Regions from separate parts of the Homo sapiens genome. Here region 1 is linked to region 2. A link is a loop called in an ENCODE intact Hi-C map of the cell type or tissue named here. Cell type or tissue: heart left ventricle. All regions are shown on one strand. Each heading gives the region's core, and the rest is flanking DNA. Links, peaks and the distances in the headings are about the cores only.

Region 1 (11,062 bases), core at 4,959-7,458, 62 kb after region 2:
CCAGGCAGCCTTCCTCTCCTGGACTGGGACGCCCCCACAGAGCCACACCGTGACCCTCGGAGGCACCCTGAAGCATAACTGGGCCAACCGTGCCTGCAGGAAGCCCCTTTGTTCCTCCTTGGGGCCCCAGAGCACCTGAGTGAAAGAGTCTGAGACCGGAGGGGCAGCCAGAGGGGGCCCTGGAGGGAGGCGGAGGGACCCCCTCCCTGGGCCAGCCAGGCCAGCGTCTGCCAGAGTCGCTGTTGCTAAGTCCTCTTCTTGCAGCCTGGGGATCCCAGAGGACCCCGGCCCAGTCCATCAGCTGGGCTGGGTCTTTAATATTTAAAGAGCTCTCCCGGACATTTCAAGAACTCCCCGACACGATTTTCTGTGATGCGTGGGCTGTCGGGACATCTGTCTTCTATACCTAATAAAGTCGCCCGACGCAGAATGAACTCCTCGGCATCGCTTTGAATCCGGGCTCACATATGGTTGCTAATTAGCTGGCTATCTCTTGGAGTTAAATGATTTTTTTTCTCGCCCCGTTCGCATCCATAATAGACGCGAACAGAGTCGTGATTGTTCCCTGTTGCGGGACATTCTGCGCCTGAATGAGCGGGGGCTGCTGTGTCGACGCGGATTTGCCATATGGTTGCGCGGAGCCAGGAAGAATGGGCCCCTGTGTGTGCGACCGGGACGCAGCGGCGCGGGCCGTGCCAGCCGGGCGGAGCCGGGTGCCCGACGGCGCAGGACGAGCGGGCGCAGGACGAGCGAGCGCAGCGGGCGCGGGCGCACCGTCGGGGCGCGGGGACCCCGAGGGCCAGCGGAGCCGTGCTGCGCGCAGGGATGGACGCTGGGCGCCCAAGGCCCGTTCCCGTGGACAGGCGCGCGGAGGGCAGCAGGACCGATGCACCGACGGACGCACCGACGGACGCGCGGACAGATGCGCCGACCGCAGGCTCTCCCGCCGTCCCGGGGCCGTCGTGCCCGTGCAGGCCGCGAGCAGCGGCGGGGCCGGCTCTGCGGCTGCAGCAGCCCCATTGTGAGGCCGGCGAGACAATGGGCGGCCCGAGGAGGCACCTGCTCGCCTGAAAGGCCCATAAATCGCCGCCGCGTCCAGCTGCCTTCCCGCCCCTCCCCGCGGACCCGCTAGCGGGAAGCGCGGCCGCGGCCGGGAGGGGGAGGCTCGGTCCGACAGTCGGGCAGGGCCGCCTGGGCCACCGCCGCGCGCTCCCTCCCGCCTGGGCGCAGCTGCCCGCACGCCCCGACGGGAGCTGCGCCCAGCCTCCCCTCTGGAGTCGGCGCTCCAGGCTGCTGCCCGGCCGGTGGCCAAGGCCCCAGCACCACCGTCCCTCCTGCAGGGCATCCAGCACCTACCCTTCCACTGGGCGGCTCCTGGTTCTGGTCCCGGCTGGCTCACTCAGGCTGCCTTTGGACCAGATTCTTGAACTTTTCCACCAAGGATGTTGCTGCTGTTTGTAGCGTCGGATCCTGGAAAATCGCTGTGTTGGGGAGCAGCAGGCTCTCCCTTGCTCCCCCAGGGCCTGGGAAAATCAACCCACCTCTGCCCCCCGACCCCAGGGCTGTAACCTGGTGTCTGGTAGCCCCACTGTGATAAACCGAAGCCCAGCACAGTTTGGGACTCGCCCCGAGTTGACTTATGCAGCCCCCAGAACAGAGGCTGAAACCCGGCGCATCCTGGTGAAGCCACACCCAGCCGGCCTGGTCCCAGGCCCCGGGCACGGGGTCCCCTCCACTCCCATCTGCTTCCCTTTCAGAGCCGGGGCTGAGTCGGCAGGGACGCAGGCTCAGGGCCCTGGATTCCCGCTTTCTGGACACTTGCGTGCATGCCCAGCACCAGCTCGCCCTTCTGAGAAAGCAATCCCTCCTCAGAGGGGAGAAGCCGTGGCTGTGATGGGCAGGAAGTGGTCAGGACCCACTGCCGAGCACCAACTCCCCATGCCACCACCAGGGGTGCGCCTGGACTCCTGGAAAGGGGTCGCGTCAGGGTGCAGCCCATCAAAGGCTTCCCAAGAGGCAAGAGGCAAGGAGAAGTGTCCTACTTTAAACGGCCAGCCTCAGGTGAGCACCAGAGATCGGGCCCAGACCTGTGTAGAGAAAAGGAGGCAATGGCCCCTGGCTACAGACAAGGACCCTGAGGCTGCCCTCTTCCCTCTGCACCTTTGGTTAGGCACTGCCTCTCTGTGTGGAAGGAGCAGGACTCGGTCCCAAGACCATTTGGCCACGCTGTGCCCTCGGGACCAGCACGTGCTGGCACCCCGATCCCACTGGGACTCTCTTCCAGGAAAAGGCTTGTGTTCAGTTCCCAGGGCTCTGCCAACACCAGCCCTGTGCTGGCTGCCTGCAGCAGGCACCCCATGGGGACCACATCCCTGGGCCTGGAGGAGCTGGCTGAGACAGAGGCGGGCCCGAGGCCAGGCCTTTGCCCGCCACTGCTGCTCCAGGCACTCCTGGAGGGCTCTGAGCATGCTCCTTAGGTCTCCCGGCTGCAGGGAGGACACTCACTCCCACCCCCAGGTGTCTGGTGCTTTGATTTTAATTATTTCTAGCCTTCCAGTGCCATCTCTTATCGCCCCCTCCCCAGTCTCCTAATAAAGGGCCAGCGCCCCCCGCCTTCCTCTAGCCTCCCTGACATATTAGAAGAATGTTTTTCCATTTCCTTTGATGTCTGTTACAAGTTGCATCTCATTTCCTGCTTGGGCATTTCTGACCTCGAGTGACTCCGGCCGCCGTGGCTGCGTGGCTGGTCTGCTCCTCATACCCCGCCCAGACGCCAGCTTGAGAGGATTTGGTCCTCCGTGTGCCGCCACCGCCAACTCAGTTTCCCCCTACCCTCCCCACTTTGTTTTCTGGGGCTCCAAGGGGGAGGTCAGGCCCTCAACCCTGTTTCCATGGAGAGGGCTCCTCACGGGGGGCGGGGGGGCATCCCTCCATGGGACAGGGAGGGCTCCTCACGGTTGAGGGGGGCGCCCATCCTTCTATGGGGCTTCCTAAAGACCTGCATTCTTCCCTTCATTTTTCTGGGATTACTCCCCTTTCAGTGGTCGGCCCTGTTCACTCTGCCACCTCAGAGAGAGTGAACCCAGCAGAGGTGTGACGGGAGGCTGGGGAGAGACCCCAGCACCTTGAGCACACAGGAGCCAGGAGGAGCCCAACAGAGCAGCAGGGGCTGGGGTCTTCTCCTGAAGCCTGACTCCATGGGACCCCAAAGAAGCAGATGGAAAACTGAAAAAGAAAACCCCTCAAGTGAGCCACTGGAAAGAAAGCAAAACAAGAGAAAATAAATGAGTTGTTTGACATAATTTAACTTGTCTGTTTTTCCATCTTCCTTCCTGCTCACCCCACCATCACCGTGGCCCCATCTAGTTGAGGCACACAGCTCTGGGCTTAAAGGAACCAAGGGGCATGTCTCAGAGCAGTCTCCAAATTGGGTGCTAGGACCCAAGAAATGCAGAGAGGGCAGTGGCTGTGAGAGAGGTTTGCATAAGAAAACAGACAAGACAGAACTTGGTTTTATCTTTTTTTTTTTTTTTTTTTTTTTGAGACAGAGTTCTGCTCTTGTTGCCCAGGCCAGAGTGCAATGGTGTGGTCTGGGCTCACTGCAACCTCTGCCCCCCGGGTTCAAGCGATTCTCCTGCCTCAGCCTCCCTCTCGAGTAGCTGGGATTACAGGCGCCCACCACCACACTCAGCTAATTTTTTTTTTTTTTTTTTTTGTAATTTTAGTAGAGACAGGGTTTTGCCATGGTGGCCAGGCTGGTCTCGAACTCTTGACCTCAGGTGATCTGCCCGCCTGAGCCACCCAAAGTACTGGGATTACAGGCATGATCCACCACGCATGGCCAGTTTTGCCTTAAAACCACAGCTAGACTCCTCCACAGGGACCAGGACCTAGGCCATGTCTGTCCTGGCTGCAGAGGTGGGTCAGCCCCATACAGTGCTCTCTGGAAGAGAAACAGGGAGCAGCGTGGCTCCTGCACAGAGGCACCTGGCTGGCCCTTGGCCTACTGGTAGCCTCCAAGGGTAGATGCCAGGTATCTCAGTCCATTTGTGCCACAGTAACAAAATACCTGAGACTGGGTGATTTATTTTCTATTTTTTATTTATTTATTTATTTATTTATTTTTGAGATGGGGTTTTGCTCTTGCTGCCCAGATTGGAGTGTGATGGCACGATCTTGGCTCACTGCAACCTCTGCCTCCCAGGTTCAAGCGATTCTCCTGCCTCAGCCTCCTGACTAGCTGGGATTACAGGCATGTGCCACCACACCCGGCTAATTTTGTATTTTTAGTAGAGATGAGGTTTCTCCATGTTTGTCAGGCTGGTCTCGAACTCCTGACCTCAGGTAATCCACCCACCTTGGCTTCCCAAAGTGCTGGGATTACAGGTGTGAGCCACTGCGCCTGGCTAATTTTCTAGGTTTAGTAGAGATGGGGTTTCTCCATGTTGGTCAGGCTGGTCTTGAACTCCTGACCTCAGGTGATCCACGAGACTGGGTGATTTATAAATAACAGAAATGTATTTCTCACCGTTCTGGAGGCTGGGAAGTCCAAGATCAAGGTGCCAGTGCAATCAGGGTCTGGTGAGGGCTCTCTGCTTCCAAGATGGCACTGTGTTGTAAGTGAAGCGAACGCTTTGGGAAGCCTCTTTTATAAAAGCTTTAATCTCACTCAGAGGGAGGAACCCTCAGGCTTAAATACCTCCTAAAGGCCCTATTTCTTTCTCTCTTCTTTTTTTTTTTTTTTTTTTTTTTGTGAGACACAGTCTTGCTCTGTTGCCCAGGCTGGAATACAGTCGTACCATCTCAGCTCACTGCAACCTCCACCTCCTGGGTTCAAGCAGTTCTCCCTGCCTCAGACTTCCAAGTACCTAGGTAACAGGTGCCCACCACCATGCCCAGTTAATTTTTGTATTTTTAGTAGAGATGGGGTTTCACCATGTTGGCCAGGCTGGTCTCAAACTCCTGACGTCAGGTGATCTGCCCACTTCGACCTCCCAAAGTGCTAGGATTACAGGCGTGAGCCACTGTGCCTGGCCCTTTTTTTTTTTTTTTTTTTTTTTTTTTGACAGGATCTGGCTCTCTGGCTCTGTCAACCAGGCTGTGGTACAGTGGCACGGTCATGGCTCACTGCAACCTCCACCTCCCAGGCTTGAGTGATCCTCCCATCTCAGCCTCCTGACTAGCACGCATCACCACACCTGGCTAATATTTCTTTTTTTGTAGAGAAAAGTTCTCCCTACATTGCCCAGGCTGGTCTGAAAATCCTGGGCTCAAGCAATCCACTCACCTCAGCCTCCCAAAGTGCTGAGATCACAGGCTTGAGCTACTGCGCCCAGCTTCCCACTTACATTAATACTATCACATTGGCCAGTAAGTTTCAGACACGAATTCTGGAGGGGACATAGTCAAACCCAGCACCAGGTCTCAGGTGTCCTTACTTCTCCCTCTGCAATTCCGGCTTCACCACAGCCCTCAGGTGTAAGGCCTTGTTGTCCAGACCATGTGCTTTTTCCCAGGACTGAGAGTGAAGTGCTGAGGTTGCATGATAAAAACCCATGTGACTATATGACCATTAAAGTGAATAGCCCCCAGAGCACTGGGCGGTGGGGACCGGGGCTCCCTCCTACACAGACAGACCAATTAAGGTCTTCCAGGCCTGCATGTAGGCCAGGCTACAGGGATGGAATCAGCACCCAGCTAGAGCAGAAGGGTCTAAAGGAACCAAAAGGGGTTCTGGGACAAATCTCAAACCATGGGCAAGCTTCGCTCAAGCACTCAAGGAACATTCGAGCTAGATGGGCCCTCAGAGACTCTGATCCTATGTTCTCCTTTCAGTGAGGGAAAATTGAGGCCCAGGGAGGCTTCTGCACCCTAGACAGGCCCCACTCCTTAGAGGGACCAGTGAGGGGAAGTCAGACCCCAGCAAGACGGAGGAAGTCCCAAATTGGAGACAATCAGAAAGACAACACCAGTGCAGACCCTAAACCAACACCCCACCTGCTCCAAGCTGGGCTCCAGTCGCCTAAGGATGAGCTGGGCCCATGCAAACTCCCTGTGTGTTTCCTGCATGTGGGCCACCAGGCAACCACCCTCTAACTTGAACCCCTGCCCACAGACCCCAGTACCACCCAATGGTTGGCCAGGGGCACCCCCAAAGGATTGGATCATGCCGAAGGTAGCCACAGGCAGATGACAGTGTCAAAGGGAAGGGGGATAAGTGGTTTTTGTTCACGCAGACCATAGGAGTGAAGGTTGTAGCATTCCCAAATGTAAGTCCGCGTGGCTAAGACCACGGGCAGGGCTCCCCAGCTGGCCTGGCTCCCAGTGTCTGTGCATTATCGTGTGCGTGTGAGGCATTTCCACTTGGATTACTATTTCAGCTCCCAAAAATGGATCAGTGGCTCACAGGAGGATCCAGGAAGCAGCAAATATTGACCCGTCAGGATTTCAAGGTGAACGTGGGATGTCCCCTACATGCAGGGACCGTCCACCAAGTGTGACACTGGACACAGGATGTCCTGGATTTGTCCCAGGTGCATGGTCTCTTAAGACACTTGGCCAGATGGTGGCGTGAGGCCAGCAGTGGTTTTGTGTCATTTTCAAGCAAAGCCCAGGGCCTTCCCTGGGAGCTAGCATTGTTATTCTAGAATGAGTGGAAAGGGACACTTTCCAGGGCAAAGCTGATGTGCACCACACTGAAGATGGGAAAGAACCCACGCTGTATCTTCCTGTCCACATTGCATTTGTAAGAATGAAACTTGCGTGAGTTGCACGGAGGAAGAATTTGCAGTTGGGGGAATGCAGTGTCTGGGATCTGCTTTTTTTGTTGTTGGTTTTTTTCAATAGAGACAGGGTCTCGCTATGTTGCCCAGGCTGATCTCCAACTCCTGGGCTCAAGCAGTCCTTCTACCTCAATCTCCCAAAGTGCTGGGATTACAGGCATCACCCACTGTGCTCAGCCAGGGATCTGCTTTATGAAACTGCAGAAAGGAAAAAAAAGTAAAAGTGGAGGTGGGAAACAGATTGACAAGATTGGAAAAATGTTAATGATGGTTGAAACTGGCTGGTGATGTACTATTCTATTGCTTTTGAGTATGTTTGCAAATTTCCATAAGAATGCTTTGTAAGGAAGTAGCAGTGATACTGTTACATATTGCTGAGAAAATGTAAAACCAAATACAAAGTTAACAAAAAGAGATAAATTATGTACATATAGACAATATATGCACACATACATACATGTGTTGTGTGTATACATACACATTATGTGTACGTGTGTATGTCTATAACATATAGACACATACATGTTATGTACACGCACATAAAAGAAGGCAGAAAGGCTGTGGGCAGATACCCTGATCAAGAGTTTTTGTGACATCATCACAGTGGCCTTGCAGCCCTTACTCAGGGGTCCTTGCTGACATGAACTCACAGCAGTGTGCCTCTCAACTAGGCCTGCATCTTTCTAATTTGCTAGACAGGAAGCCACTCCTGGCACTTGGTCAGGTCAAACACAAGAAGTGTTTGATGATTTTTTTTTAATTCTGTTAATTACTGAAAATCCATGCTAGAGGAAAAAAATTGTTTTTATTTTGAATTTACTTATTTATTGAGACAGAGTCTTGCTCTGCTGCCCAGGCTGGAATGCAGTGGTGTGATCACGACTCACTGCAGACTTGACTTCCCAGGCTCAAGCAATCCTCCCATCTCAGCCCCCAAGTAGCTGGGACCACAGGTACACGCCACCACGCCCAGATAATTTTTATATTTTTTGTAGTGACAGGGTCTCACTGTATTGCCTAGGCTGGTCTCAAACTTCTGAGCTCAAGTGATCCTCACACCTTGGCCTCCCAAAGTGCTGGGATTATAGGCTGTTTTGAATTCAGGTAACAATTGCTTGTGGGTCCTGAAGTAAACCCCCCCAAACATGCTGGCTATCAATCAATCACCAGGGTTGGGTTCTGTAAGAAGGGTGTTGGGGCAAAGATGGCTGCAAACCCTTTGCCACTCAAGCAGAAAGGATCCCCCTGCCATGAATCTGGGATGGTGTCAGTAGCTTGCTTGATCAATCAAATGAGGCAGACATGATGCTGCATAGCTTCCGAGGCCAGGTCTCTAGAGCTGCTCCTAGGCCTCCTGGAACACCTGCTCTTGAAACCCAGCTGCCATGCCATGAGGAAGCCCAAGCAGGCCTGCGAAGGGAGCCACAGGCAGCAGCTCCCAGGGCTTTGCCAGGCATGGGAGTGGGCCATATTGGAAGTTGATTCCTCAACCCCAATCAAACTACTCTAGCTGACATCCCATAACACAGAGCCAAGCTATTCTGCCAACTGTTCCCCAATTTCTGATAGAATCATAGGTATAAATAAAACCACTGGGTTTTTTTGTTTGTTTTTTTGTTTTTTTGAGGTGGAGTCTTGCTCTGTCGCCCAGGCTGGAGTGCAGTGGTGCAATCTCGGCTCACTGCAAGCTCCGGCCTCCTGGGTTCAGGCCATTCTCAGCCTCAGCCTCCCGAGTAGCTGGGACTACAGGCGCCCACCACCACGCCCAGCTGATTTTTTGTATTTTTTTGGTAGAGACGGGGTTTCACCACGTTAGTCAGGATGGTTTCAATTTCCTGACTTCGTAATCCTCCCACCTCGGCCTCCCAAAGTGCTAGGATTACAGGCGTGAGCCACCGCACCCGGCTAAAACCACTGTTTTAAACCACAAAGTGTTGGGATAGTTGTTTACTTGGCAGGAGATCATGAGAACAGGTGTAATCATGCTAACAGAAGAGGAGGTACCGGCTGCCTGTCCACACCCGACTTTATGCCTCAGTGTTGAACAGCAGAGTAGTGGCTGTGATTTGGGGCAGAAGGGAATGGTGAGTACACACAGCTGTCTGACACTGGAGCAGGCAAGCCCTGCCAAGAAAGTCCTGCCCCTGAGGGCTTTCAAGTAACAGCTAAGATCAGAGCGTTTTCTTCCTGGCGCCACTAGGTCATCAGAGGCCATTTTCATTTTTTATCCCAAGGGGCTTGCCCATGGAGCAGAGCTTGGTGATATAATCAATATCTCAGCTGCCCCTGAAACAACCACTTCAAGGCTTAAATAACACAATTTTTAATTTTCAGAATAAGCAATTGCGATTTTTTTTTTTTTTTTGAGACGGAGTCTTGCTCCGTCGCCCAGGCTGGAGTGCAGTGGTGCCATCTTGGCTCACTGCAACCTCTGCCTCTCGGGTTCAAGCGATTCTCCTGCCTTAGCCTCCCAAGTAGCTGGGATTACAGGCACGTACCACCATGTCTGGCTAATTTTTTGTATTTTTATTAGAGACGGGGTTTCACCGTGTTAGCCAGGATGGTCTTGATCTCCTGACCTCGTGATCTGACTGCCTCAGCCTCCCAAAGTGCTGGGAGTACAGGAATGAGCCACCTCGCCCAGCCACTTTTTTTTTTTTTTTTTTTTTTTGAGACAGGGTCTCGCTCACACTGTCGCCCAGGCTGGAGTACAGTGGCACAACTGATCATGGCTCACTGCAATCTCCGCTTCCCGAGCTCAAGTGATCCTTCCATCTCAGTCCCCCAGGGAGCTGGGACCACAGGTGCACACACACCACCAAAGCTGGCTAATTTTTAAAATTTTTTTACAGATGGAGTCTTGCTATATTGCCCCAAGCTGGTCTCAAACTCCTGGGCTCAAGTGATCCTCCCACCTCAGCCTCCCAAAGTGCTTTGATTACAGGCATGAGCGTCCGCACCCAGCCAGGATTTCTTCAGGATGCTAGAGTGTGGGCAGCCAGCTCCATCTCTGAGACTTTGACCCTTCCCCAAATCACAATCATTTTATTCCTTCATCAAAGAAAAAAAAGATGACTTACTAGACAGTTGTTAAGGCACTCACATAAAACTACACGATAGCAGGATAGATGGTAACCAAGAGGGAACTCAGGACCCGTCACTACCAGCTGGAAACACCTGACCTCCAGCCTGCAAATGTGACAAGCTAGACCAACACCAGCAGGACACTGAACACAGCTTGCAGGGATGAGTCTCTGCGTCATTTCTGGACATGTGTCCAAGTAACCAGAACAACTCAAAATGCCACCAGGCCCTTGCTGTCATTCCCATAAACCTCGAACAGTGAGTTGGGTCTTCAAGGAACCTGTCTCTGTCAGCTTACCTTATGCTGCATAACAAACAGGCCCAAAGCTCTTGGCAGCGTACATCAAGCATGGAGGATCTCTCACTCACCACGACAGTCCCTTCGCTGGAGGGCTGGGGTTGTACTCCATTTTCTCTTTTGGAAGGGGCGGCCCCTGTCTGAGGTCTCATTTGTCTCACAGCAGAGGGATGAAACGGCAGGACCCTGGCTTTGACGGGCTCCATTTGGCAATGGTACATGCCAAGTGGGTCACGTTTCACTGCCCAGAGCAAGTTACATGGCCACGTCTGATATTGACGTGCGGGAAATGCAGAATCTTCCTGCATTTGGGGAGGCAGATATTTGGACAACATGCAATTCATTACAGGGCCAGCTGGATGAAGAACGGCCAAGGGCCCAGGCTCTTCACCCCGAGCCAGGCCGAACCAGCCGGGGCCGTGAGATCAAGCCACGGTCATCAGTGTTCGTTTGGAATTATGCCTTGTCCTTGCCGTGTCCACATTGTAGTAGGGTTTCTGTTTTTTAATTCATCTGAAATTGGTGGTGGGTGTGGTACACAGATGAGAAACAGGAACTCTCCACGCTGGGCTTTAACAGGAGCTGCGGTGGGAACACAAATGGTGCAGCCACTTTGGAAGATAGTTTGGTGGCTCCTTACAAAACTAAATGTACCCTTCACATATGATCCGCCACACACCATCCAGCAATTGTACCCCTTGGTATTTGCCCAGATGAGTCAAAAACTTGCATCCACACAAAAACTTGCACGTGGATGTTGATAGCAGCTTTATTCATAATTGCCCAAACCTGGAAGCCTTCAGGAGGTGAGTGGGTAAACAAACTGTGGTGCCTCCGGTCAGCGGAATATTATTCAGTGCTAAAAAGAAATGAGCTCAAGTCATGGAAAGACATGAAA
Region 2 (11,062 bases), core at 4,719-7,218:
ACAAAGGCCTCTGCTTCTCCACTCTCAGGCCAGCCCGAGAGGGACGGCACCACCGGGACAGCACCAGCGGGGGCATGGGGAGGGGTGACAGGTTGGGCGGGGTCCCTGGGGCTGGGGCGTAGCCCCTCTCTGCAGGCCCCACAGTCTGTGACCGTGCAGGGAGGGTGCTGGGAGTCTCGGCTCTTTCGGAAGGCGCCAGTGTTTCCTTGTCACAGAATGAAGTAAATGGGACGATGAAGGGGCAGTGTTTAAATGGCTGCTTTAGCCCGTTTGGAAGTCTGCTAATTATTCTCTTGAGGAAAGAAATGCAGGTTCATTATTATAATGAGCTTTGGGCAAAATATTTCATCGAGCCTGACAAGCCGCAGCGACGCCTCGAACGTGGCCGGCTCTGAAAGGCCTCCTATTCTGCTGGAAGCTAATTGGCCCGGGGTCTTCCCAGCCCTGTGCTGTTTGTGTGCTATTTTAATTCGCTTATGAAAAGCCCCCGCTTTGATGTCCGGGACCAGATAAGGCCGGGAGGGGACCCTCCATGGAGAGCGGGACTGTGCCGCCCGCGGTCGCTGCACTGGGCCTCCTCGCCCCCCCACTCCGGGCCCGGGGCCAGCGCGATGTCATGAGGTAACTGAACAAACAGTCCTGCTGAAAAATATGCTTTTGTTTCACTAATAAATCCCTCCTCGGAACACTCCCGGGCCGGGCCCTCCTCGGGCCCAGCCTACCAGGCCTTCCCGCCCAGTGCCTCCGCAACCCGCGCCAGGACAGCCGGCGGTGGGCACAGGCGGGCGAGGGGCACCCCCACCCCCTCCAGGGCCCCCCTTCCCTCAGCCTCCTCCCCACCCACCCGAGCTGCCTGCCTTTCCCGCACTCTCCTCCCTGACTTCCTCCCACCTACCGGCCTCTTCCGACCTCTCTCTGCCTCTTTCCCCCATCACGATACTCCAGTGGCCACCTTCCCTGCCCACCATGCCTCCTGGCCCCCAATCCGGTCACCAACTTGAGGCTGCCCCTGACAAGCCCTGGCTGCAGCATGAGGGAAGCAGCGGTAGAGAAGGCCAAGTTTGGGCACCTTGCACAGCCTCCTGGAGCCTCGGTTTCCACATCTGTAAGGATGAGACAGGAACGGTCTCTCTGGGGGCAGGGCCGGTGGTACCTGGAGCCCTCCCCACTGAGCACCTGGCCCAGTGCCCGGCACGTGGCAAGTGAAGGCGGCTGCTTCCCGCCCCTCTCATGGACACCACTGTGGGCACCACTTGGGCACCCTGTGGGCTTATTTTCCCTGCCCACTGCCAAGCACCAGACCAAGATCTGATGCCATCTGCCCAGGGCATTGAGGGTGAACCCATCCAGGCTGGCCCGCCTTCCAGCCCTCCCCCAGCACCCACCAAGCCCCTGCGATATCCCAGTGGAAGATAATGGAGGTGTTACGGGGATGGGCTAGAACTCGGTCCTGGCATCACAGAGCTACCCCGGTCAAAAATATACCATGTAATTACAGACCAGGAAAATTACTGTGCAGGAGCAAAGCAGGGCACTGTGCCGGAGAGGAACAGGGGTGGTCAGGGAAGACCTCCGAGGGAGGGGCATTTGAAAATAGCATTCAGAGTTGCTATTAATAGGCTCTGATGCAGAACTGAGCAGAGAAGAAAACAAAAGAGGACCATAATATCTCCACAGAGAACTATCATTAATTTTTTAAATGGGAGTCCTCAGGTAGGTTGGTTGATTGAGTGATTGATTGATTGATAATCTTGGTTCTATTTGAATTTCTAGAAAATTCCAACAGTACAGAAAGGTCTGAAATGAAAGGTAAATACCTTCATGACCATGCCCCCTTTCCCTAGGATACCCCTTGTTATCCTAGAAATACCCATCCTTAGTGTGAGGAGAGCAGCATTCCAGACGCTTCTCTGTATGTTGCATAGAAAAAGGATGGTTAGATACATGGGCAGATTAATGGATGGACAGATTGTTGTATGGAGGATTAGGGGAGGGATAAATGGATGGATGGATGAACACATGGACAATGGGTGGGTAGATGGGTGAATAGATGGGTGGACAGATGGAAGGATGGATGGATATATGGATGCATGGAGAGACAGAGAAATAGATGCAGAGATGGAGGGAGGGAGGGAAGGAGGGATGGATAAATGGAGGAATGGAGGAATGGATGGATGGAGGGGTGGGTAGGTGGGTGGGTAGGTGGGTGGCCAGACAATGGATGTGTGAGTGAGTAGATGAATGAGTGGGCAGACAGACAGACACACCATCAGAAGCAAATATAAATATGGAATCAAGGGATGCCTGCAGCTTTTGAATTGTTGATTTTTTTCTTTTTTTAAGAAGAAACCAAAGTAAAACAGAAGGAATTGCTGAATTCAGATAAATGTTTCTTCACCAAAAGAGAAATTCATTTCTAAATGTCACTTTCAGGTTAAGGAAAATAAAATGTGGGACGCTGGACTCATCGTGGGTTTTTGCGGTCTTCTCTCAGCTTTGTGTGGTAGCCAGCGACGCTGCAACCCCGCCCCCGCAGCCTCCTGGTGCAGCACGTGTTCATTTATGGGTTGTTGTTACCGTGGCATTGGTCCAGGTTTGTGATACTTGTGCACAGCTTGGGGGCTCTGCTTCCCTCTGTTTGTTCGTCTTGGTGCTGTGTATGAAGGTGGCAACAGACTCCCCATAGTCCTCTCACCACAGACACCTCTTCTCAGTTCTTCGTTTCCAGTTGGACTCATCTCCTGACTGGTTGGGTTTCTGCCTCGGTCGCTGACTCCAGAGGGCCCCACGGCTCATGCCTGCTTCCCTGCTATCCTCCTGTGCACTGTTGGCCTTTATCATCTCCACCACGTGCTCAACACTCCAGGCCAGAGCCCTTCTCTCAAATCCCCTTTGGTTCTAGCCATGTTTCCCTGAGCTCTTCCCTCTCTGTCTCTAATTGATGTGTTTTCCTCCCAAACCCTCCTTCCTTGCATAATTCTGCAACTGACCTTTTTTCTGGCCATCCTAGATTGGGTTTACTGTTCCCTGGTACTCAGACCTGCTTAATGCTCATTTCTTCAGTTTTCTGGGGAAGCCTCAGGGGCCTTACTGATAAGAACTGTGTGGAAGGTAAGCATTCAAAGTTCTTACATGGTGAAAATATCTTCATTCAACCATGGTGCCCTATTGATAGTTTAAGTGGGTATAGAATTTGGAGCTGAATGTAATTTTCCTTCAGAATTTTGAAGACCTCGTCCTATGGTTTTCTAGCATCCAGACTTACTATTCAGAAGTCTTATACTTGCTTTAGTCTCATACTTTTGTAAGTGGCCTTTCTTTTCTTCCTGGAAATGTTTAGTATCTACCATCTGGACTCAGGGGTTTCAATTTCCCAGAGAAGTTCCCTGTGGATGGCTTTGTTCATTGACTGTTCTGGGCACTTGGTGGGCTCTTTGGAAACTTTAGTCCTTGAGCTCTGGAAAGGTCTCTGTATGATTTCTCATCATGGAGGCCACCATCTCTGTTCTCTCTTTCTGAAATTCCTTTTAAGTCAGACTGAAGACATTTTTAATGACACTTTGATGTCTCAACTTTCTTCCCCTTTTTTATGGCATTATATTCTTAACTTTATCTCTTCAGAGTTCTAGGAAATGTTTTTAGCAGTCCTGTTTTTAATATCCCAGAGCACACGCTTGCTCTCTGACCGTGGTCATGGCATTCCGCCCTCATTTGATGGGCACGACAGCTCCTAGGATCTTTCTGGAGACTCCAGATACATCTTATATCTTAAGTTCTGCTTAATTCCTTGATCTTCTGTTTATGTTTGGCCAGCCAGGCCCCTCTCTCTCATGTTCTGAATGTTTTTCAATGTTTGCTCGGGATCTGTGCATGGATGGGCCTGCTGGCATTTAGGATGTGTTGACAATGACTGGGGGAGGTGCCTGTCATTACACTGAGGAACCCCATATGTTAGAGCTCTGAGGCTGCTGCATCTGAGAGCTTGGGCTCGAGGTACAGGGCTGGCAGCCGGGAGTCCCACCTGTAGGACGCTCTGCTGTGGCAGAGGGACAGGACATGGACCTCATGCTCAGCCCCTTCCCATCGTCTTGGTGCTGTGGGCCTGATGTGTGCCTCCACAAGGACTCCCGCCTTCCCAGCATGGCATTCAGAGCAGCAGATGGCTTAGACTCACCCCCGCCCAGTCTTGGCACCCTTACAGCCCCGGCGAGACCCGGGTGGGCGTGGACCCTAGCGTCCCTTCACCCTCAGGCTGTGCACCTCCGCAGTGCCGTGTCCTGTCTGGAGCCTGTCACACCCCTGTACAGCTACCCCAATCCAAATGGAGCCTCCCCCAGGAAGCCCCTGGTGGGAATCCGTCCCCACGACCCCTGTCCGGCTTCCCTGGCTCATTGTCCCTGTTACAACCCAGATTTCCCTTATCGCAACTGGTCCTAGCCTGTGACCTCCTGGGGTGGGGAATCATCTCTGCAAACACAGCTCCTCCACCCTTATCAGTGCTTTGTGAAGGCAGCAGAACGTTCTCCTGAGCCAGTGTCTGGGTCACTTGAGCAATGGCTGCCAAGTCCATGGGCCTGCACGCATGAGGCTGTGCCTGTGTCTGTGCCGCTGGAGACCTTCTTGAGGTTCACTGCCCTAAAGGCCGCATGAGGGGACAGAAGGTGAACACAGGGCCCTGCTTGGTCTGACAAGCCCAGGCGGGGCCCTTGCCGAGCGTCAGGGTGGCTGGCAGCCACCTTCTGTGATCGTCCTCCTTCTGGGCTGCGGTCTAGGGCTGCACATTCAGGATGGGGATGTCCCAGTGGGCGCGCAGCACAAGGGTCAGCAGACCCCTGGCTGGAGGAGGTCAGTGTGGGGGGCTGCGTGGGAGACGGTGCAGCAGTGGGCCTGGGAGCTGAGCAACGGTGGCTGGGATGGGTGGAGACCACCAAAGAGGAGGGGCCGGCGAAAGCCAGGCTTCCTGCAGGCTCAAGCCTGGAAAACGGTGCTCAGTGAGCAACACATTCCCGTTCTACAGTTTCCTGAGCTCCCGAGTGCCCGCCGCAGGATGACAGTGGGACAGTCCTCACAGGGGCATGCTCAGGCCCTGCCCCAGGCAGACCCCACGCCCTGGCACGCAGCCCCACCGGCTGTGCCGCCTCTCGTTCCTGTCCTCCTGGCACCGCCGGCCACCCCTCAGCCCAGCCCTCATGGTTCTCTAAGCCGCCGCCTCCTCAGGAAGCCTCCCAGGCACCCATGCTCCCTGCACTGACCCCCAGACCCCAGCTTTGGCCATGCACTCCCAGACGGCTGGTCCCCACACAAACTTTCTGTTTCAAGGAACAGAAACACCCCTGAAACTTGTCTAAGAAGGAAATGTGTCAACTCACATACATGAAAAGCCTGAGTCCCTCCTCAAAGTCCTCCCCTCCCTCCTTCTCTCTCCTTCCTTCTTTCCCCCTTCCCTCCTTCCCTCCCTCTCTGCTTCCTTCTCTCCTTCCTCCCTGAGACCTGGGACGCCGAGGAGGGTTCCGTTCCCTCCCCCACCCTGGCAGTGCTCGGGGGCTCCAGTTGAAAATGATGGGGGACACATTTGCATCACAGCCTGCCCGGCCGGCTCTGTGGCCCCTGATCTTCCTACTGCAGCCTCTGCCGGGGCCGGAAGGGCATTTCCGGGAGGCGGGAACAGCATGTATGAAGGCAGAGCTCCTTCCCGGAGAGGAGGGCCAGCCCCGTCCCCAGGGGCTCCCGGCTTTCTCTCTCCCCCTACATTCCTGTCTCCATGCAGCAGCCAGAGGGACTTTAAAACATAAACCAGACCACAGCACTGCCTGCTCAAGCCCCCCATGGCCTCCCTCTTCCCTAGGAAGCAATCCAGGCACCCTTCCATGGCCGTGGGCCCCACGCCCCCGAGGCCCCACGCCCCCGGGGCCCCATGCCTGCCCTTGCAACATCCCCTTCCTGACTCCACCCAGCCTCCTGGGGGCTTCCGCCTCAAGGCCTCTGTGCCTGTGTGAGTGGCACCCTGGGGTTGTGCCATGGCCAGCCCTCAAACCATCTGAAGTCTGCTGTTGGCACCTGCCCTCTCCTGGCTGCAAAGCTGCCCCCTCATGGCCTCAGGTCTCTGCCCCAGCCTCCAATCCCTCATTACTGCCCCAGCCTGTGCCTGTGCCTGGAGGCTGTGGCCTGGCTCTCCAGCTGGAACAGAAGCTCTGAGAAGACAGAGCTGGCCAGCACCATCTCTCCTGTGAGAACCCTGTGCCTAGAACGGAGCCTGGTACAGAGGAAGAACCCGACAGACTGTGAGCCCTGTCTTCCTCTTGGCACCATGAGTCACCTGTCAAACTGAGGGGCTGGCAGAGCTGGAGGGAGTTCCATCCCAGCCCCAAGGTGCCTGGAGTAGCTTATGGAGGTCACTGATGGCCTCAGGATGCCAGCAGGCCCTCTGATGCCCAGGGCTCATTCAAGGGCATCTGCCCTGTGTCCTCATGCACCTCCATTCAGGGAACCTGGGCTCCCCACTCTCACAGGGGTGGAGACCTGCACCTCTTTTTCACCCCCAAACCCGCCTGCCCGTCAGTGCTTAGAGCAAATGCCCCTCCCCCGCCATCTTTTCATGACTCTCCCCCTTCCTCAACCCTGCGCCTGGTCACCAAGTCCTGACAACACCTCCAGCCCCTGTCTCTATGGTCCCCTCCTTGATCTGGAGCCATTCAGCCACATGGAGTATGTCCTCTGTCGAGGGGGCAGGGACTCAAAGGATGAGAGAAGGAACAGAGGGGAGGACCAACATCTCGGCTGATCCTGGTCTATTTTTAGTCGGTGGTGGGCTGTCACTCCGGAGGCCAGTGACTGCGTCATCAGTGCCTTTTGATCTTGTTGCCGCAAGATACACAGGAGGCAGCTGCTCACTGCTTGTGGAAAGAATGAGGGCGGGCACATAGGCCTGGGGTGTGGGGAGCATTAATGAGTGTGAGTGAGTGGCGGATGAGTAGGTAGATGGACGGGGAGCTGCAGGGAGGGAGGGTTGCAGAAAGGGATGCGTGGAAGGATGGTTGATGGATGGATGGTTAGATGGATGAAGAGATAGATGAATGGATAAAGAGGTGAAAGGATGAATAGAGAGATGGAGGGAAGGAGGGCTGAATAAAGAAATGGATGGATGGATGGATGATGGATGGATGGGTGTGTGGGTATGTGGATGGAGAGATGGATGAATGGTTAAAGAGGTGGATGGATGAATGGAGAGATGGAGGGAAGGAGGGATGAATAAAGGGATGGGTGGATAATGGATGGATGAATGGGTAGGTGGGTGAATGGATGGATAGATGGTTGAGTGGGGGGGTAGATGGAGAGATGCATGAATGGATAGAGGTGGATGGATAAATGCAGAGATAGAGGGAAGGAGGGCTGAATAAAGGATGGATGGATGGTGGGATGGATGGATGGATGGATGGATAGATGGATGGATGGATCGATGGGTGTGTGGGTGGGTGGAGAGATGGATGAATGGATAAAGAGGTGGATAGATAAATGGAGGGAAGGAGAGCTGAATAAAAGGATGGTGGGTGGGTGGATGGATGGATGGGGAAATGAAGAGATGGGTGGGTGGATGGATGGATGAGTGGTGAATGAATGGATGGATGGGGAGATGGAGGGAAGGGAAGGCTGGATAAAGAGACGGCTGGGTGGGTGAGCTGATGGAGAAATGATGGATAGGTGGATGGGTAGATTGAGAAATGATGGATAGGTGGATGGGTAGATGGATGGAAGGAGACAAGGAAGGAAGGAAGGAAGGAAGGAAGGAAGGAAGGGTGGAGGTAAGGGAGGGAGGGAGAGGGAGCAAGCAGGCTTGGATGAGTAGCTAAAGCACCTCAAGCAAGGGTGTCTCCCTTAGAAATACATGTGCCTCCAAGTCCTCGAGGCTGGCATCCCCTCCTGCTCCATCTGCCTCTGCCTGCTGGGCAGACCAGTCTGCTGTCCTACCAAGGCCTAGGTCTTGACTCTGGACTCTTCCATGCTCATCAGAGGGTACTGTTGGAGCTTCCTGGTCAGGCTGACCCAGCTGCCTCTGGAGCCTGGCCTGGGATCTGGAGAGAAAGCACCTGTGCAGACGGCCCCAGCGCTATGCCCTTCTGAGGCCTGCTCTGCACACACAGCTTTCCTCATCCCGGCCTCATGCACTGTGGGCAGGAGTTGTCCTAGCAACCATCATCCAGGCACCTGCTGCGTGCTGAGCACCATGCTGGGTGCTTCCTGTGCTCTCAACAGCCTTATGTGGTCAGTACCAATCCCTCCCCAAATTACCCCCATGCTCAGGGTGTCACTGAGGGTCCCAAGTCTGGGGTGGCCAGGTCACAGCTTGAACCTGGGCAGCCTTTATTCTCTAGGGGCCTTGGGGGTGTCTAGGCTGCCACCACAGCATCCACACTCCCCACTAGAGCCCACATAGGTCTTATGGGTGCCACAGCAGGGACCCCACTGGACCTCTGTGCTTTCTGGTGGGGGGCTTGTCAGGGAGCTCATGGGCACCTCTGGGTTCTAAGAAGCTATGCTGAGGCCCACAGGGTAGTTCTGAGTTCGGGGGACCCTCTCCTGGCCCTGTGGGGTCGGAGGAGGTCCTGGGAGCCCACCTCCTGTAGATCCAAACACCTGATCTCAGCTCAGGATCGCCACTCCAGTGCCCCATCCCAGAGCCTTTGAGAGTGGGGACAGGGTGTCCTGTTGTAGTTGCCAAGCCCAAGAAAGATGAGGCACCCAGGATGCCTGACAGTAGAGTTGCAGGGGGGCAGGCACCATCGCCCCCAGCCCCAGGCTGACCCCAGTCCCTCCCTATGCAGGCAGAGGGGCAATTGGAAGAGGCTGGAGACTATTCAGGAGAGGGTGGGAGCAGACACGGGAGTAGGATGGGGGCCCTGGAGGTACTGGGTGGAGCTGCCCCCAGCCCTTCCTGCTGGCCTCCCCAGAGCTCCAGGCTCTGAGGCCACACCCTCACCCAAGGCAAGTTGCTCAGGGGGTCTCCAGGCTGTATCTAACAGCTGCCTGTGCCGAAAAATTAAGCACCGCTGAGTCGCCGCACACCTGTCAGGGTGGAGGGGACTTGGGGGACCAGCCAGCTGGATATGTTCCCTTGCAGGCGGGCAGGGCTCTGGGGAGTCCAAGTGTGCACACAGTCCTGGGTGAGGGCTCCGTTAGATGAATGTGGACGGCTGGCGGCCGGGGCTTGGGAGATCAAGAAGTCCCTGAGGAAGAGGACAGTAGCCAGGGGCAAGACCTCACACGCCTCTGCCCATCCTGGGAAACTCACCATGGCATTGTGGTTGAAGGGTCAGTGGCCACCAGAGAGTTCCTGCTGCAGTGTGGAAAAGACAAACAGGCGAGTGAAGTGGATAAAGATTCAGGTTGTGGGAGGGAGACTTGAAGGGCAAGTTGGCCAAGACTAAAAAGTGGAGTCAAGCTCAGTGCTGGTGACGATGTTGGGGAGAGGGGCCTCCAGCGCCGTGGGGGAGAATTTCAAGAGCCTTTTGTGAAAATGGTCAGGCTGCTGAAAGTGAGACCACACTCACCCTGTGGTCCAGTGATCTCCTTCTGAGAATCCGCCCTGGAGCAGTAACACCCTTGGGACTGAGAATGGCTTCTGGGTTGTGCGTCATCGCTGTCCAGGAGTGGTGAAAAGCTGGACTCTGACTGCCTGTCATCCAGAGGGAGCAAACAGCCACCCTGTGGTGAAGCCACACCACATATGATGAGGGGCTGGAGGCAGCAGAAAGGGGGCTATAGGACCCTTTGACTCAAGGGCTAACCATGATGTTTCATTAAGGGAGAAATGCACTTGCTGCTCCTGGAACATTCTGGCTCACTCCCGCCTCAGGCCCACTGCCCTGGCTGGACTCCCTGCACTGAACGCTCCTCCCAGCTCATGCTTTCCAAAGTCCCCTGCTCAGGAGGCCTTCCCTGAGCCCCTGCCCCCTCCATTTCAGACATCTCCATCTGATGTCTGAGCCCTGAACAGACACAGGTGTCTGTTCAGGGCTCCTCAAATGCACAAATACATGTCTGTGACCACAGCCCAACCCCTGGGCAGTGGCTGCCCCTCTGCCTCTGGAGGTCCCCTCCAAAACCTTGGTCCCTGTCCGCAGAGGGTGTCAGGGCTTGAGGTCAACAGGGAGGTCTCAGGGCAACAGAGCCCAGTGGCACTCCTGACCCCAGGAGACAGAGGGAACCCACCCTCACCCTAGTCCACATGCCCGACCCATGACCCAGGCCTGTGGCGCCAGCCTGCACCCGGCTCTGCTCCACAGGCCAACTCTGCGCACGCTCCTTTCAAGGGTTAACGGTGCAAGCTCCTCACGGCACCAGTGCGCTTGCCTTTGACATGAAAATGTTTTTGCAGCAGGCTCGGATGCCAGCATTTTTGTGGTTGCAGTCAGATGTTTTTAACTACGTTGGACAGAACCCACGGCGGCCCTTTCCGTGGCTTCAGCCAGTTTCTGAGCGCTACCTTGAACCCCTGTTGCACCCCAGGAGGAGAATCACACCAGTGCCCCCTGACCCCCAGCCTTGTGCAGACACTGATACCCTTAGGATGAAGCTGACCCCAGTCGTGGCAGCCACCCCAGCAGTCAGGGAAGGACCTGCTGGGGCATTTCAGATCCTGAGCAGCATGTACCCTGTGAAAGAACAGGTTCCCCAATTTTGGTTCATGGTACCTGAGATGACGGCTTCAGATGATGTCCCTGGCCAGGGAGGTGGAGGACGCTGGGCAGAGCCCTGGGCATTAACTCAGGGCCATCACAGAGGTGGTGAGAGCTACCCCGGGTCTGGGGACTGTTAGCACAGACCTGAGCCGAGGCCCCCTTCTCACAGGGGCCTACCCACTTACGACCCACCTCCTCTCCTCCATGGCAAAGGTGATACATTAGACTCAAAGAGACATGATATCCCCTTGGGCTGCAACTTAAATTCCAAGGAGAGATCCTGAATCCAGAGTCACATGTATGTTAGAAACCTCTGGCACTCTCCCCTCCCCAGCCAGCACCTACCAGCTTTGCGCAAATGCTCCACATTTGCATTTTAAAAGCCC

The links. A loop is a pair of places that touch in the nucleus more often than their neighbours do. Peaks named below come from ENCODE experiments on the same cell type or tissue, not always from the same donor. Only the 100,000 strongest peaks of a DNase experiment are listed, where the experiment ranks them.
Region 1: it touches region 2 in a loop (2.2-fold over the local background); 28 of 110 quality-filtered maps call a loop at or near these places.

The regions. Positions count from the first base shown.
Region 1 is chr11:2,868,804-2,879,865 of GRCh38, forward strand. KCNQ1DN (KCNQ1 downstream neighbor) reads left to right here and starts at 1,230. Exons shown (of 2, transcript NR_024627.1): 1 at 1,230-2,061; 2 at 3,042-3,302. RefSeq lists a cis regulatory region at 1-121 and an enhancer at 121-629. In heart left ventricle, for the core only: no CTCF peak of the experiment used is centred there; no DNase peak of the experiment used is centred there.
Region 2 is chr11:2,806,867-2,817,928 of GRCh38, forward strand. The region is part of intron 15 of KCNQ1 (potassium voltage-gated channel subfamily Q member 1); the gene reads left to right. Among named protein-coding and RNA genes, the nearest start is that of KCNQ1-AS1, 49 kb to the right of the region's middle. RefSeq lists enhancers at 4,405-5,167, 5,168-5,931. In heart left ventricle, for the core only: no CTCF peak of the experiment used is centred there; DNase peaks (open chromatin) are centred at 5,025 and 5,665; H3K4me3 peaks cover 1,052 bases; H3K27ac peaks cover 1,746 bases.